Regions from separate parts of the Homo sapiens genome. Here region 1 is linked to region 2. A link is a contact called in ENCODE Hi-C or POLR2A ChIA-PET data. All regions are on one chromosome and are shown on one strand. Each heading gives the region's core, a stretch centred on a gene start or an enhancer-like site at or near the end of the contact. The rest is flanking DNA. Distances are from core to core; before and after follow the strand shown. Region 1 overlaps COG7 (component of oligomeric golgi complex 7). Region 2 holds the start of SCNN1B (sodium channel epithelial 1 subunit beta).

Region 1 (5,143 bases), core at 830-3,329, 91 kb before region 2:
ACACCAGAAATCAGCATCCTTCTCTTCCCCCAGCCTTGGGGAAAAATGATGAATTTGTTAACACTTCAAGCTGAAATTTACAGTAGCTGTTGTTATTAGTGAGGTAAGTGGCCACTTGCTTACTTTGGGTGAAAGATTATACTAAGTACATGAAAGAAAAAAATGATTTATTTTACCATCTGTGTACCTCTTATAAAGGGACGCCAGTCCAGGCACAGTGGGTCACGCTTGTAATCCCAGCACTTTGGGAGGCCGAGGTGGGCGGATCACCTGAGGTCAGGAGTTCAAGACCAGCCTGGCCAACATGGTAAAACCCCGTCTCTACTAAAAATACAAAAAAAATTAGCCAGGTGTGGTGGTGGGCACTTGTAATCCCAGCTACTCGGGAGGCTGAGGCAGGAGAATTGCTTGAACCCAGGAGGCGGAGGTTGCAGTGAGCCGAGATTGCACCATTGCACTCCAGCCTGGGCAACAAGAGCAAAACTCTGTCTCAAAAAAAAAAAAGAAAAAAGAAAAAAGGAACACCAAACTAATAATGGATGTTTACACTTACACAGCCAAACCATATTGAATGTTTGGAAAGAAGGGCATGATCATCCTGTAGTTCTCTGGTCTGGGTAGATTTTCGAGTCTGTGTTAACTTCTGGACACTACACCCTGAAAGGAGCCCGCTGTTACGTAGACATGTGTGAGGCCAGATTGAGAAGCTCTTGCTTTGATAGTCTCCTGACTTTTAGTTTACAGAGTTAATTAACAGTGACAGGAATGTCATGGAATGAATATGTAGCAGGAAGAAAAAAAAAACAACAACAGGCAGAAAGACCTTTTAAAAACATATATTATCATTTTGAAACCTGAAAAGTCAACCCCCTTATTTTGAAACAAAACACATACTTAACCTTAAAACACAAAACAATGAATTACAATAGAAATAGGAAACAGTGGTCTAAAATACACTCTTGGCATCACGTGGATATCTGACAAACACATGACCAAGACTGTGCTAATTGTGGGCATGTCCTAAATGTCTTTTAGGACAATTGCAAATGACCTTTTGCAATTCCCCACCAGCCAAGGTTTTGTCTATCTTTAGTTTCAAGAGTTTATATTATGAAAACAATATAGTTTTTTCTCCAAAGTAATTTATAGTTATAAATGGCTTTTTTTCAAACAGAATTCCTTTCTTCTTCTGGTTAAATTATCTAGGAGGGAGAGAATCAGATCCAAATCCAGAAGACAGGTTTTTTTTTTTTTTTTCTGAGACAGAGTCTCTTTTTTTTTGAGACAGAGTCTGCCCAGGCTGCAGTGCAATGGCATGATCTTGGCTCACTGCAACCTCCGCCCCCGCCGAGTTCAAGTGATTTTCCTGCCTCAGCCTCCCGAGTAGCTGGGATTACAGGTGCCTGCCACCATCCCCGGCTAATTTTTGTACTTTTAGTAGGATAGGGCTTCACCATGTTGGCCAGGCTGGTCTTGAACTCCTGACCTCAGGAGATCCATCCGCCTCGGCCTCCCAAAGTGCTGGGATTACAGGTGTGAGCCACTGTGCCTGGCCTCAGAAGACAGGATTTGAATTCTTGCTTGGCCCCACACATTCTGACACTAGTATCTTACTGGTTTTTCACCTATGAACAGTAATAATACTTATATTTACACAATGCTTCAAATTTTACAAAGCATTTTGATATCCATTACTTCATTGGAGATAGAGATTGTGTTGAATGCATTTCAAAAATATTGAGGTCATTATAAGAAGGATGAATCTATAATCTATATGCAAGCTACCAGTGATTCTTTTTTAGGGTACTGCCATAACAAGCATCGCCACATACTAGAAAGATCAGACTTGGGATCACCCGAGGTCTAGCAATTTTGTCTCTCTGCCGTTTGCCTTCACACAAATGTACCCATAAAGTAATAACCCGTATGTGTCAATGTCAGGCTAACAGCGCTTTCTTTTGTTTCAGATCGGGCAGTACATCATGTCCCTCCCCCTGAATCTTGAGCCATTTGTGACTCAGGAGGACTCTGCCTTAGAGTTGGCATTGCACGCTGGAAAGCTGCCATTTCCTCCTGAGCAGGGTAAGCGGGGACCGTTTCTGGCGATGTTACAAGTCAAGCTGTCAGTTTCCAGGGTAGAAACTCCAGATGACACCTTATCCTTGGGCTCATTTGTCACCAAGTCCTGTTTTTTTTTAACCTTCTAACATGTACTTTTTGTACACATGCTGTATCTAAAACAATATCACAACTTGAAAAATCTATAACCACATCCCACTGCGGAACGCACTGGTATTTCCACTTTCGCTTGTGCCTTCTGGCTCTGCTCTGTAAGCAGATGGTATTTTGTATGTAACTTTGTATTCTGTATTATTGTTATTATTGAGACAGAGTCTTGCTGTGTCACCTAGGCTGGAGTGCAGTGGCGCGATCTTGACTCACCACAACCTCCGCCTCCTGGGTTCAAGCAATTCTCCTGCCTCAGCCTCCTGAGTAGCTGGGACTACAGGCGCGCACCACCACGCCTGGCTAATTTTTGTATTTTTAGCAGAGACGGGGGTTTCACCATGTTGGCCAGGCTGGTCTCGAACTTCTGACCTCAAATGATCCGCCTGCCTCATCCTCCTAAAGTGCTGGGATTACAGGCATGAGCCACTGCACCTGGCCCTAAGATGTAACTGTTTTCGGTTTCCTGTGTTTGCCATTGAGATCAGAAGCTTCCTGGTACTTTGGTGCATTCAGCAGCTACTGCAGGCCTGTGTTTTCCTTGGTGACCTCCTTTTCTTTTCAGGGGATGAATTGCCCGAGCTGGACAACATGGCTGACAACTGGCTGGGCTCGATCGCCAGAGCCACAATGCAGACCTACTGTGATGCGATCCTACAGATCCCTGAGCTGAGCCCACACTCTGCCAAGCAGCTGGCCACTGACATCGGTGGGTCCCCACAAGACAGGCGGTGGGAGGGACAGCTCTTGCCTGCTGCATCTGTCAGTTTCTCCTTTGCCCTCCAGGAATCTCATCCCAAGTCTTCCCTTAGCTTCAGCTGTGGATTTGGCTCTGAAGCTGGTTGAAAATTCAGGTTCTCCAGGCCCTGCCCCAGAGATTCTGACTTAGCAAGACCGGGCTGAAGCTCAGACATCTATGTTTTCGAAGAGGACTTGAGAACCGTTGAGGGGAGCTTCAGTGAGATAAGATTCAGCGAGTCCTGCAGCCTGGCCCCACCTGGCCCGCTCCATTTGTGCCATAATTCCCAACCAGTGTTTAATGAGCTCTTACTGCATACCAGGCATGCCTGGCGCTGGACCAAGCACTCGCACCCATCGTCTTATGTAATTCCAAACTCCCCTGTGAGGTGGGTGCTCTCTTCTCCATCATACCGATAGGGAACGGAGGCCCAGGGCAGTTCCATAACAAGGCCATGTGGCCAGGGTCACTTTGTGGTCTCCATCCAGATAGCATCCTGCCTGCCAAGTCAGTGGGCGTGTCCCCTTTGCTCCTGCCTGCCCTCTTCACTGGAGGGCCTCACTGCCCAGGTGTACTCTGAGCATGGGGCTACTGCTGGCAGGTGGCAGGGAGTCTCCCCAGTCTCTTGATGCCATTCCAATACCTTGTCTGCTCTTTAGCCTAACGCACCTCTCGGGGTGGTCAGGAGAGCGGGTGGTAGAAGCCTGAAAGATCAGCTCCCTGGGGACACAGCCAGAGCTTCGTCCTCAGTGACCACAGGGCTGAGCCAGGCTCAACCGGCTTCTGGCTCTTGTTTTGCAGAAGAAGAACTAGAAGCAAGGTGCTTTCCTCCGGGTCCCAGAGCTGTTAGTGATGGAGCCAGGCCTGGGATCCAGCTTTCCTGAGTTCCTGACCCCTGCTCATTTCATAGTCAGCTCTCAGCACTTACCAGAGGAACAGGCAGCCTTTTGGCTACTGCCCTTCAGAGAAAGAGAGATGAGAGAATTCAAATGCGTGTTGGTGTTCCCTGTTAGTACAAGCAGCAGCAGGGGGAAGAACTGGAACTAGTGAGTGGAGTGAAATCTAGGGATTGCCCCTCAGTTTCAGTTGTCCTTGTTATTCCTCCCTGTTAAGCTCCCCCTGCAGATTCATTTCTTCACTCATTCAGCATTGCTCGAGCATCTGTGTGCCAGCTGTAGTTCTAGGAGATAGAGACAACAAAGCTTTAGGCAGCTCCCATGCTTAGTGAGCTTACACTGTAAGGATGTACGGTTAGGGGCAGGGAAGGTAAGGCTAGTATATGAAACTGACAGGGTATAAGGCGACAGAGTGGTGAGGTCTGTGGCAAAGCATGCACACCTGAAAGACATTCAAATTAAGCATGAGCACAAACAGAACAAAAAACACTGCTCGCCAAACAAAAATGTCCTAGTAGACTGTGGGCCCGCTCTTTGCAGCTCTTGGCTGACAGTCAAGTGGAGCTCACGGTTTTATGGATAAACTTGTAAAGGAGTAAGTACGTGCCTGGCGGCACCTTTGCTGGGAAGCAGCTCTTCCTGAGTCAGCCGTGACAGAGCAGGCATCTCCTCCTGGCCCTGCCCTGAGTGGGGCCTAAAAAGAAAACACAGGGGGCTGGGCACCATGGCTCATGCCTGTAATCCCAGCACTTTGGGAGGCCGAGGCAGGAGGATCGCTTGGGCCTAGGAGTTTGAGGCCAACCTGGGCAACATAGTGAGACCCTGTCTCTACAAAATATTAAAAACAAAACAAAACAAAAAACACAAGGAAAGTTGAGGCCTTGCCTGGAGCTCCACTTTAGTCAAGGAGAAGAGATGAACCCAAGATCAGAAAGTAGCCGGTGGGGGGGCACTGAGCGCGGTGGCTCATGCCTGTAATCCCAGCACTTTGGGAGGCTGAGGTGGGTGGATCACCTCAGGTCAGAAGTTTGAGACCAGTCTGGCCAACATGGCGAAACCCCGTCTCTACTAAAAATACAAAAAATTAGCCAGGCGTGGTGGTAGGCGCCTGTAATCCCATCTACTTGAGAGGCTGAGGTAGGAGAATTGCTTGAACCCAGGAGGCGGAGGTTGCAGTGAGCCGAGATCGCAGCATTGCACTCCAGCCTGGGCAACAAGAGTGAAACTCTGTCTCAGAAAAGAAAAAAAAAAAAAAAAAAAAAACTAGCCAGGGGCATATCGG
Region 2 (4,861 bases), core at 1,891-4,390:
AGCTCAAACAACCCACCCTCCTTGGTCTCCCAAAGTGCTGGGATTACAGGTGTGAACCACCATGCCTGGCCATTGCCAGCTTTACTGATATCTCAAGAGGATCCAGAAATATGGAGTCTTATATGAACTGATTTTTAAAATCTTGGGAATAATCTAAAAATTTAAAAGTCCACAGGCCTTCTTTGTGACTTTTGCTATCTCTTGTATTCCAAAGGGGAGCACCTCAGCTCACTTCATTTCTGTGTCTTAACCCAGGACCAGGCACACCTTAGGCCTTTTGTAAGTAACATGACACTTCTGGACTCCACAGTAAGCTGGGCTTGGCTCTCAACAAGCGGAAATCTCTTCTTTGGCTCAGGGCTCAGTGCAAAGGACCCTCTGGTCTGTACTTGGGGTGTGGATGAAGTCACAAACAGTGGCTCTAGGCATCACCCCTGCGTCCCCCCACCACCCAAGGGCCATCTCCAGGTCTCCCCTGTTCAGGAAAAGACTTCCTGCTTACTGATGCTGATGAGTCCCTAAGCATTTTATTTACATCACCCCACTAATCCACCTAACAGTTTGGGGAGGGTGCCATTATTATCATGCCCATTTTACAGATGTGAAAACTACGGCTCAGGGAGGGGAAGGGAATTGCCTGAACTAGGAAGGGGTGAAGCTGGGATTATAATGTAGTGTCTCTGATTCTAGCTTTTCATCAACCCAGATCATGGGTTCCACCAAACTTTTAAGGGTCCTGTCAGTCTATAGCAAACACACTCTCTTTAGGCCACAGCCTGGACCTACAGTTTGTGGTACACAAACAGGACCCTGGACAGTCCAATCTGCCAGTCCGTGGTTCGTGGTTCTCAGCTCCTTCTGTCTGCTATTGGAGGCTGAGTTTGGCTTTGGAGGGCATCTAGAGAGAACCCCTGGAGGTGGCCCCGATGGAACCTCTGCCCATTGGGGCATGGCCAGGCAGAACTAGTGGCCTGGCTGAGTCTCAGCCTTAGGGACCTGCAGAGACTGCAGCTAGAGAAAGTGTGGTGTTTGTCCTTGGTCATAGACAGAATAGAGGTGTGTGCACACACCTGTGTGTGTGTATGCATGCATGTACACTTGCTTGTGTGTATGTCTCATGTATGTGTGCCCGTGTGTGCTTGTGTGTGAACATGCATATGTACACACATGTGTGCATGTGTGTGTGTGCATGCATTCATGGGTCCGTATGTGAGCAGTGGAAAAGAGAGGACCTCATCCCCTAAATTCAGATCCTGTGAAGTTAGTTTAGGATAAAGAAAAATAAATTGAACTTAACCCAGAGATAACAATTTATAGAAGATGCTGAAATAAAAACCAACCTGAAAATTTTTGTCACCTAAATTCCCATCGGTAGGCATTATCCACGGCGGGAATCCATGCAGCAGTTTAAATAAATAAGCTGGGTTTATATGCAGCAGCATGGATAACTGGTGATGAGAGGGCTCAAGTTGCAGAATGACATAGGTGGGTTGTACCATTTCTACTTCTAGTTCTATTTTTCTGAAACAGAGTCTTGCTCTTTCACTCAGGCTAGAGTGCAATGGTGCCATCTCAGCTCACTGCAACCTCCACCTCCTGGGTTCAAGCGATCCACCTGCGTCAGCCTCCTGAGTAGCTGGGATTACAGGCACATACCACTATGCCCGGCTAATTTTTTTTTTTTTTTTTGTAGAAATGGGGTTTCACCATGTAGGCTGGGCTGGTCTCAAACTCCTGACCTCAAGTGATCCGCCCTCCTCAGCCTCCCAAGGGTTGCATCATTTCTATTAAATATCCACCTACAACATTACTACATTACTAAGTATTTTACATATTTTCTATGGCTCTGTATATATGACTGTGTAGGTGGGGGAAAGGGTCTAGAAGGAAACACTCCAAATTATGAAGGTGTTTACCTTTGGGGAGCTGGGAGGGCAGGGGTGGAAGATTACAGAGGAAGAAGAATGGATCCCTGTGTTCTGCATGGAATTACACAGCTCAATGGGTAGGCAGGTTGGGTCACTCACGGATGCTGGGATCTGAGACAGGGGTGCTCAGGTCTCTGGGAGCTTTCAGACCCATCCACCCGGCTTTGTGAGAGCTGGGCTGCCAGGGACCAAAGCCAGTCTTGGTTGTTCTGCCCCTACTCCCTGGTGGAGGTGAGTGGGAAGATGTGCCTTTTGTGGACTGGAGGTCTCTGCTGCTTCCTCCCTAAACTCTGTGCCTCATTTTCCCCCTCCACGCTAGAGTGAGAATGTCCCTGTACTATATCCCAGACCCTTTCCCTCCACAGCACACCTAAGTCATATGACATTGTCCAGACATCAACTTAGCACTTGAGAATCCTCAGCGCAGACAACTGCAGGGCGTTCGGATCTGGCCTCCTCCACCACATCACCCCAAATGAAACCCACGTTCCCCGGACGCCACTGACAGCCCACGAGGTAGGCTCCAGGGTCGGACTGCCTGGGTTCAAATCTGAGCTCAGCAACTTGTTCCTGGGACGTAGGGAAGCTTCCCCACCCTCTGACCCTCAGTTTGCACCTCTGCAAAATGGGGACAGCAAGAGAACCACCCCACAGGGATGCCCTGTGAGCGAAGTTAGGTCGTTTGAGCAAGGCGCTCTGCTGAGCTGTGCCCAGCACGTAGAAAGCGCTCTCGAGTTTCATTGTTGTCACCTCTTGAACAACTTCTTGCCCCGCCCACTCTATGCCAGGACTTTGCCGCCGTCTCTGAGGTCCCAGACACGCCGGGGACCCTGGCCCCGTCTGCCTTCTGCACCCTGGGGGCTTTTCCCAGCCTCCAGCTCTCCCCTCCGCCCCCAACCCGTTCAGTCCCCAGGCCGGGTCCCAGGCGCCTCAGACAGGCACCCAAGCGCCCTCCCGTGGGAAACTGAGGCCGGGACAGGAGCTCGCGGGCCGGGGTTGGGCAGGAGAAGGCGCGCGCGCAGGGACTCCGGGCAGCGCGCGGGAGACCGGGTGCGAGCCAGGGTTCGCCGTCATACCTGCTCGGGCGGCGGAGCGGGGACACGGAGGATGCGCGCTGTCGGCGGTGGCGGAGGCGGCGGTGCGCGCCAAGCTGGCGGCGGCGGCCGAGTGTTGGTGACACTGGGACACCCGGCGAGCGCGGCGAGACCGACTGGGAGGGAGCAGGTTCAGGGGCGGGGAAGCACGGGGAGCGCCCGCGGGTGGAGCTTACTGGGCGCTACCGGCCTGGCCACACGCACGGTCCCGGCTCCCCTGGCCACCTCCCTCGCCTCCCAATAAGCTCCAGCCCCCACACGCCAGGTTCAGGGACACTGGACGCCCCCCGCACGCACGCGCTCCGCATTCTCCCTCCCCACCTCGGGACACCAGCGATACCCACATGCGCCACGAATATGTCCACAGACCCCTCATCCGAGTGTACCCCACGTCCCCTCAGTACATATCACAAGCCACATATATGAACACTCCATCCCACCCCACGCGTGTACCTGTCCCGTTCACCTAGGCGAAGCATCGCGCTCACCAGTACAGGCGCGCCCCCATCACATCCACACCCCTGCAGACACAGTGTCCTCTGGGCAAGTTGGTGACTTTAGGGGGACATATGCAGCCACTTTTCCCAGGAACGTTCTTCCCTCCGCCTCTTCCACCTCCACCAAGGTGGAGACCTCCCAGATCTCAGTCATCCCCGATAGGTCCTATCTTTGCATTAGAAATTCAAACAGCCCACCCCGAGATTGGGAACTCTGGCCCCCTCTGGAGTGCCCACTACACCTGTGCTCTAGCCTCAGGGCACTGGCGGGCCTTGCGCATTTCCTCGAATCTTCCCTTCCTTTTCTTTTCTCTTCTCATCAAGTCAAGGTTTCAGGACTATCATTTCAGCCACTTTCTTGCCAATATCCTTAACACTTAGTTTCCTGTATATTTCTCCATAGATTGTCTTAATGCAGTCATTCTCAAAATTTTTGGTCTTAGGAATCTTTTGTATTTTTCTTTTCTTTTCTTTCTTTCTCTTTCCTTTCTTTCTCTCTCTCTCTCTCCACCTCCCTCCCTCCCTACCTCTCTCTTTCTTCTTTCTTTCTTTCTTTTTTTTTTGACAGAGTCTCACTCTGTTGCCCAGGCTGGAGTGCAGTGGTGTCATCTCAGCTCACTGTAACCTCCACTTCCCGGAATCAAGCAATTCTCCTGCCTCAGCCTCCCTAGTAGCTGGGATTACAGGCATGCACCACCATGCCCGGCTAATTTGTGTTTTTTGTAGAGATGGGTTTTCTTCATATTGGCCAGGCTGGTCTGGAACTCCTGGACTCAAGTGATCCACCCGCCTCGGGCTCCCAAAGTGTTGGGATTACAGGTGTGAGCCACCATGCCCAGCCAGGAATCTTCTGTACTTTTAAAAATTACAGAATACCTGAGACTTTTTGTTTATGTGGAATACACACACACACACACACACACACACACGTGTTTTTAACACATATATGTTATTTTGTTTATATAATGATACTTTCCATATGAGAAACTAAAACTGATACCTAAAAATATTTATTAATGCATTACACTATAATAAACCCACTACTTGTTGACATAAATAAAAGGCTTTTTTACAATTTTTTTCTTTTTTTGGTAAAGAGAGACAGGGTCTCAATTTGTTGCCCAGGCTAGAGCGCAGTGGTGTGACCCCTGCAGCCTCAAACTCTTGGGCTCAAGCCATCTTCCTGCCTTAGCTGGGACTACAAGGTGTGTGTGCCACTGCTTCCGGCTAATTAAAAAAAGTTTATTTTTCTGGAGACAAAGTCTTGCTGTGTTACCCAAGCTGGTCTCAAATACCTGGCCTCAAGCAATCTTCCCACTTCAGCCTCCCAAAGAGCTGAGAT

What was found. A loop is a pair of places that touch in the nucleus more often than their neighbours do. ChIA-PET counts read pairs that join two places held with the same protein, here RNA polymerase II (POLR2A). Pooled maps may share reads with other maps.
Region 1: a map of posterior vena cava shows a loop between it and region 2 (2.8-fold over the local background). The contact joins the enhancer-like site here to the promoter of SCNN1B in region 2. A Hi-C loop is called at or near these places in 1 of 168 maps with a recorded cell type or tissue (posterior vena cava) and 1 of 50 pooled maps. POLR2A ChIA-PET finds 5 or more read pairs at or near these places in 2 of 52 experiments (GM12878 and MCF 10A).

The regions. Positions count from the first base shown.
Region 1 is chr16:23,390,172-23,395,314 of GRCh38, reverse strand. It overlaps COG7 (component of oligomeric golgi complex 7), which reads left to right. Exons shown (of 17, transcript NM_153603.4): 15 at 1,968-2,082; 16 at 2,792-2,935. Among named protein-coding and RNA genes, the nearest start is that of COG7, 60 kb to the left of the region's middle. Within about 2 kb of position 2,079, at least 11 of the 41 ENCODE cell types and tissues checked have a DNase peak (open chromatin) inside an H3K27ac peak, as active enhancers do.
Region 2 is chr16:23,300,581-23,305,441 of GRCh38, reverse strand. SCNN1B (sodium channel epithelial 1 subunit beta) reads right to left here and starts at 3,140. Exons shown (of 13, transcript NM_000336.3): 1 at 3,005-3,140. RefSeq lists enhancers at 2,908-3,424, 3,425-3,942.